Linked DNA regions of Homo sapiens: region 1 is linked to region 2. A link is a contact called in ENCODE Hi-C data. All regions are on one chromosome and are shown on one strand. The core of a region is the stretch at or near the end of the contact, and the rest is flanking DNA. Distances in the headings are between cores, read along the strand shown. Region 1 holds the start of ZNF510 (zinc finger protein 510). Region 2 holds the start of LINC02603 (long intergenic non-protein coding RNA 2603).

Evidence for each region. A loop is a pair of places that touch in the nucleus more often than their neighbours do. Pooled maps may share reads with other maps.
Region 1: a map of CD4-positive, alpha-beta T cell shows a loop between it and region 2 (13-fold over the local background). The contact joins the promoter of ZNF510 here to the promoter of LINC02603 in region 2. A Hi-C loop is called at or near these places in 2 of 168 maps with a recorded cell type or tissue (CD4-positive, alpha-beta T cell and naive thymus-derived CD4-positive, alpha-beta T cell) and 7 of 50 pooled maps.

The regions. Positions count from the first base shown.
Region 1 is chr9:96,776,666-96,779,649 of GRCh38, forward strand. ZNF510 (zinc finger protein 510) reads right to left here and starts at 1,422. Exons shown (of 6, transcript NM_014930.3): 1 at 1,369-1,422. RefSeq lists a silencer at 1,183-1,282.
Region 2 is chr9:94,257,632-94,260,763 of GRCh38, forward strand. It overlaps LINC02603 (long intergenic non-protein coding RNA 2603), which reads right to left and starts at 1,680. Exons shown (of 3, transcript NR_160773.1): 1 at 1,480-1,680. It overlaps ZNF169 (zinc finger protein 169), which reads left to right and starts at 1,667. Exons shown (of 5, transcript NM_194320.4): 1 at 1,667-1,714. RefSeq lists enhancers at 1,186-1,831, 1,670-1,989, 1,832-2,478, 2,020-2,149, 2,479-3,124.

The sequences.
Region 1 (2,984 bases), core at 172-2,671, 2.5 Mb after region 2:
AGATTACAAGCTGGGAGGCTGGGGCAGGAGAATCAGTTGAACCTGGGAGGTGGAGGTTGCAGTGAGCCAAGATCACACCACTGCCCTCCAGCCTGGGCGACAGAGAGAAACTCAGTCCCCTCTCCCCCCACCAAAAAAGTCTCCAACATTTCCAAAGTTCCCTAGGGAGCAAAATCCTCCTGGTGAAGAAGTGACCTAAGGCCTTAAACCTGATTCTCTTGGCATTAATTAGAACCCTGCTATCCATGACTACAGCCTCCAATCACATCAACTACTGAGCACTGGAAATGTGGCTAGGACCACATGTTGAAATAACATTTTGGATACACTGAGAAAACCACAGTATGTTCTTAAAATTAATTTCATGTTTTAGATTTTCATGTAGCTACTAGTTTAACATTTAAAATTACGTATGTGACTCATCTTCACTGCCCTAGAATATCAGACTGACTTCTAAAGACAGAGACAGGAGGGACAGCACAGGAGGTGGCAGGGGCCTCAGTCTAACCCAGAGGCTCTGGAGACATCCCAGAAACCCCACAACAAATACACTTGCCACATAGTAAGATTCTGTCCACACTGACTTCACAATCATTGTCCTGGGGTTTTGGGGACAATCACTCAGTGCTGTGAAGGCTGCAATGCTGGGTTAGGTAGGTAGGCCATTACAAACAGCCTGATTCGGGGAGTAAAGTGTTTATGTATTGACATCCTAGCTCTCTCATCCTTTGTGAGCTTGGCTCTATCTTTTCACTCCTCCTTCTTCATTTTTAATGATATAAATAGGGTGGTTGTGAGAATTAAACGAAATACTACATGAAAAGAACAAAGTGTCTTCCAAATATAACGGGAATCAACATTTACATGCTGCTTAGTAACTAGCGCTTAGCTAAATGCTTTACAGGGGATGGCTTACCTCTGAACGACACAAAGCAGTTTTTACTAATATCCTCATTTTCAAACGCTCAAGTGACAGAGCCAAAATTCACGAGGTCCTTCTAGCTCCTAGGCTCGGCCTCTCACCGCAGACCCACGGGCTGTACGCGCTTTGTGGCAGGTTCATGGTCAATACAATAAACGCGCATTCCCCTCCTGAAGCCAGCACCGCGTTTTCCGACGCCTGGCTGCATTCTGGCGCCCATACCTCGGCCCGCACCGAGCATCTTCCAACTAGGACTCAGCCCCACCTAACGCCCCCGGAGCCCGCCCCCACCGGCCCTTCTCAGGCTGAGGTCCCGGGCCGGCCGAGGCACAGGGAGCGACGGCCTGCTTTGGGGGAGTTCCCGGGACGTCGCGTTCCCGCCCCCTGGACACTAGCACATCCCTCCCTGCAGGTCCGCAATCCGCGTGGAGGCCCGGCGCTCTCACCTGAGCTGCGAACCCTCTGCACCAGCAAACACTAACAGGGAGAAGCCGGAAAGTGGGGTTGACTGCACATGCGCAGACGAAAACGCGCATATCCGTTCCCAGCATGCTGCGCGGTAACCCATAACATGCAAGACTACGTTTCACATGCAGTACGGCGCCAGCTGTCAGTGTTTTTTTGTTTGTTTTTCCCCCAAGATTTATGGCGTAATAACATGGACCGTCCTGATAACTGGAGCCCGGGTTCTGTCAGAGCCCCAGAGGTTGTGGGTTAGACTTGATGACATAACAGCAAATGCAGCGTGTGGTTACAGAAAGCAAGAGCCGCGGAAGACGTTTGAAAACAATTGGGAAAATTTGTATACGGACTGGAAATTAGAATTATTAATTAATTGTGGCAGCATTGGGATTATGTAGGTAATCTTGCTTATTCATAAAGAGATGTCTATGTAAGTATTTAGGATTGTATTATGTTTGTAAGTTTTTGGGTTTTTTGGTTTTTTTTTTTTTTTTTGAGACGGAGTCTTACTCTGTCGCCCAGGCTGGAGTGCAGTGGCGCGATCTCGGCTAACTGCAACCTCCGCCTCCCGGGTTCAAGCGATTCTCCTGCCTCAGCCTCCCAAGTAGCTGGGACTACAGGCGCCCGCCACTACGCCCAGCTAATTTTTGTATTTTTAGTAGAGACGGGGTTTCACCATGTTGGCCAGGCTGGTCTCGAACTCCTCACCTCAAGTGATCCGCCTGCCTTGGCCTCCCAAAGTGCTGGGTATACAGGCGTGAGCTACCACTCCCGGCCCGTTTGTAAGTTCTTTTTAAAAAATAATTAGAAATGGGAAGTATGGCAAAATGTTAAGAATATCTACTTCTAGAATATGGACATGCTTATTGACTATGTGTTGGAAAATTTTATAATATAAAGTTGATAAAGGGAAAATTGGGACTGTAATGTTACAAGTGTGCCTTTTAACTTAGAGCTGCCACAAAAATACATAAACAGCTTTGTGAATAAAGCCGTAAAATGTAACAAATACTAGAAAATGGAAACCATTATTAACATAAAAGAATAATATTTGTGATCCTCAGTTTATCTCTGGGGGGAAAAAAAGAAAAAGCAAGTAAGCTGTTCAGCATTACATAATACCTGAAGTACACACAATCCCAACTAAGAAAACCGTTATCCACAAATTATGCATCTCCTAGAGATGAGCTTGCTTAAATCTTATGTGGTATGCTTCTGAAATCAGGAACCAAATTAGGAACCTCTCAGCACAGTATTTTATGACACTCTTTTTAGTAACACACATACACTCACACACACACGGTTGATACTTTCTAACAGGTTATTTTATATGGCAATGATAAGTTTTGATTAGCAAGAAAAAAGATTAATGGCAACAGTAAACTAGTGCAGTATATATGAATCAAGGTATAAAATTTTACTGTTGACACTGAAAAACACTTTAATAGATACTGGAGGAAAAGACTAACATTTGTTTTTAAAAATTCTAATCATCTATGTTTTCTAAGTATATATTTTCTTTTTTTGACATTTATATATTTTGCCTGTTTTCCTAAAGGAACTATTCCAATTTTCATTCTAATAAAAACTTATGGTAATG
Region 2 (3,132 bases), core at 430-2,929:
TTTGCAAAGACTTTGGTATGTTTTTGAGCGTATTATTCTGTTACATCTAATAAACAATCTTTGCATTAGTAAGATAACTTTAATTGCTATAGTGTTAAATGTCCTCAAGTTTAGTTTTTCCTTATCTTCTTGTAATCAATTGGAATTAAAAAAAAAACTTCAGAATCTTCTTCTTTATAACAGGAAAAAAAACCCCAGTATTTTTGGCATTTTTAGAAGTACATTCATACACACTGTCATTTAAAACATGGGGGTGGGAGGTGGAGCAAGATGGTGGAATGGAAGGCTCCACTGATCATTCCCCCTTGTAAGAAAAACAAGTTAACAACTATTTACACACAAAAGCACCTTCACAAGAACCAAAAATCAGGTAAGCACTCGCAGTACCTGGTTTTTACTTCATATGACTGAAAGAGGCACTGAAAAGGTAGGAAAGACAGTCTTGAATCACCAATGCCCCTGACCCATCCCCCAGCAGTGGCTCTGTGGTGCGGAGAGAGAATCTATGTTCTTGGGAGACGGCAAGCACAGCAATGATGAGACATTGCATTGAACTCAGTGCTGCCCTGTTATACCAGAAAGCAAAACTGGATCAAACACAGCTGATTCTCACGCATGGAGGGAGTATTTACACCAGCCTTAGCCCGAGGAGAATCACCTATCCCAGCAGTTGGAATTTGAGTTACTGCCAATCTCACCACCTCTGGCTAGAGGGCCCTAAATAAACTCGAAAGGCAGCCTGGGCCACAAGGACGGCTCACGCCTGTAATCCCAGCACTTTGGGAGCCTGAAGTGGGAAAATTGCTTGAGGCCAGGAGTTCCAGACCAGCCTGGTCAACATAGCGAGACCCAGATTCTTTTTTTTTTTTTTCCCCCTTGAGAAGGAATCTCACTCTGTTGTCCAGGCTGGAGTACAGTGGTGCGATCTTGGCTCACTGCAACCTCCACCTCCCGAGTTCAAAGTGATTCTCCTGCCTCACCCTCCTGAGTAGCCGGGACTACAGGCGCCCATCACGACGCCCAGGTAATTTTTGTATTTTTAGTAGAGACGGGATTTTACCACATTGGCCAGGCTGCTCTCGAACTCCTGACCTCTGATCCGCCCGCCTCAGCCTCCCAAAGTGCTGGGATTACAGGCGTGAGCCACCGCGCCCGGCCGCGAGACCCAGATTCTAAAAAACAAAACAAAAAATTAGCCCGGTGTGGTGCTATGCACCTGTATTCCCAGCTACTCAGAAAGTTGAGGTGAGAGGATTGCTTGGCCAGGGGTTTGAGGCTGCAGTGAGCTATGATCACACCATTGTACTGCAGCCTGGCCGACAGAGCAAGACCCCTTCTCAAAAAATAAGTAAGTAGATAAAGTTCAGGGGTGTACAATCACAGGTGTGAATTTGCAGGATGGAGGACATGTAACATCTTTTTAAAAAAAAAAAAAATTAGAAGGACCGTATAAAAAGTTAAAGAAGACTTACTGCTCACCTGACCACCCTTCTCATAGACCCGAAAGTTAGATTTTACTTTCTGATTTTTCACAATTTCTCCTGGATGCTGCGGTCCCGCCCCTCGCAGCATTCTGGATGTTGTAGTCCCTCGCTCCAGGGCATCCACGGTAGGGTAGTTGCGCGCCCCGTGGCAGTCTGGGTAGTGTAGTTCCGTGCCCAGGGGCAGTCCGGCTCGCGTACTTCCGCGTTCCGGCATCGTCGCCTGGTGCGTGGTGAGTGTCCTTTCACAGTTCTGGTGAGCTAGCCCGGAGGTGGTCCCCGCTTTCGCGGGCCTTCCACTGGAAGGAAGGTCGGGAAAGCTGGCATGGGCAGTCCATGTCGTGGCCACATGTTCCTTGGTGTTTTGAGTTTCGGCTGTGGGGTCTGGGCGTGCGTGGTCCACCCCGGAGAGAGGTCTTGGCGGAGGTCCTCTGGTGGGGAGGGGGCGTTGGCGTTGTCGCGTGCTTCTGGCGGGACTTTGGGCCCAGTATGTTGACCTGGAGGGGCCAGTGCAGGCCTGGGACCGACTTCCCGAGCTACTTCGCAGGTGCGTCCCCGGTACTTCGGGGGCCGCTGAGTGGGCTCTGCCTGGGGTACCCAGACAGCATCCTGCCACTAGTATCCCGCCATCCCCTCCCCACCATCGCGCCTCGGAGGTCTCTGGGCCAGCAAATGTGCCTTTGGAGGACATGATATCCTCGGTTGGAGCAAACTTCCCCATTAGTGGGAGGCACGCGGCTTGGGCATCAGTCGGGTTGTTTATTTGTTTATTTATTAAATTTTATTTATTTATTTATTTATTTTTGAAACAGAGTCTCTCTCTGTCGCCCAGGCTGGAGTGCAGTGGCGCAATCTCGGTTCACTGCAATCTCCGCGCCCCACCCCAGCCGCCGGGTTCAAGCCATGCTCCCGCGTCAGCCTCCCGAGCAGCTGGGATTACAGGCACCCGCCACCACGCCCGGCTAATTTTTTGGTTTTTGTTTTGTTTTGTTTTTTTGAGACAGAGTTTCGCTCTTGTCGCCCAGGCTGGAGTGCAGTGGCGTGATTCCCCTGCCTCAGGCTCCCGAGTAGCTGGGACTACAGGCGCACGCCACCACGCCCGGCTAATATTTTGTGTTTTAGTAGAGACGGGGTTTCACCATGTTGGCAAGGCTGGTCTCGAACTCCTGACCTCAAGTAATCCCCCCGCCTCGGCCTCCCAAAGTACTGGGATTACAGGCGTGAGCCACCGTGCCCAACCTCAGTCCAGTTATTAGGGCTCTTGTGGATGGCTGGTGCACTGTGGTGGTGATGGTGCAGCTTGGCCACTAGGACCCGGGTTTGTGGGGGAGGATTGTTTGTGGGTAGACATCCAGACTTGGTCTTGATAGTGGGGGGGGGGACGGCTAGGGCCGTGCGACTCGGGTCAGTAGCCTTGGGGCCTGGGGACCCAAGTTGGTGAGTTGAGAAGGGCTTGCCTGGAGTTAGACATCCCTGGGTTGTGGGTTGCATGGGGGCGTGCTTGTATCCAGATTGTCGGCTTCTGCAGCTGTGTGGCTCCCTCGGACTTGGGGACCCTTCCGGGAGCATGGGTTGCAACAAGCAGAATGGTGCCCATAGGGCCAAGGAACATTTTTCTCAAGCCTCAGGGGGCTGTTGAGTGACTCCTTGA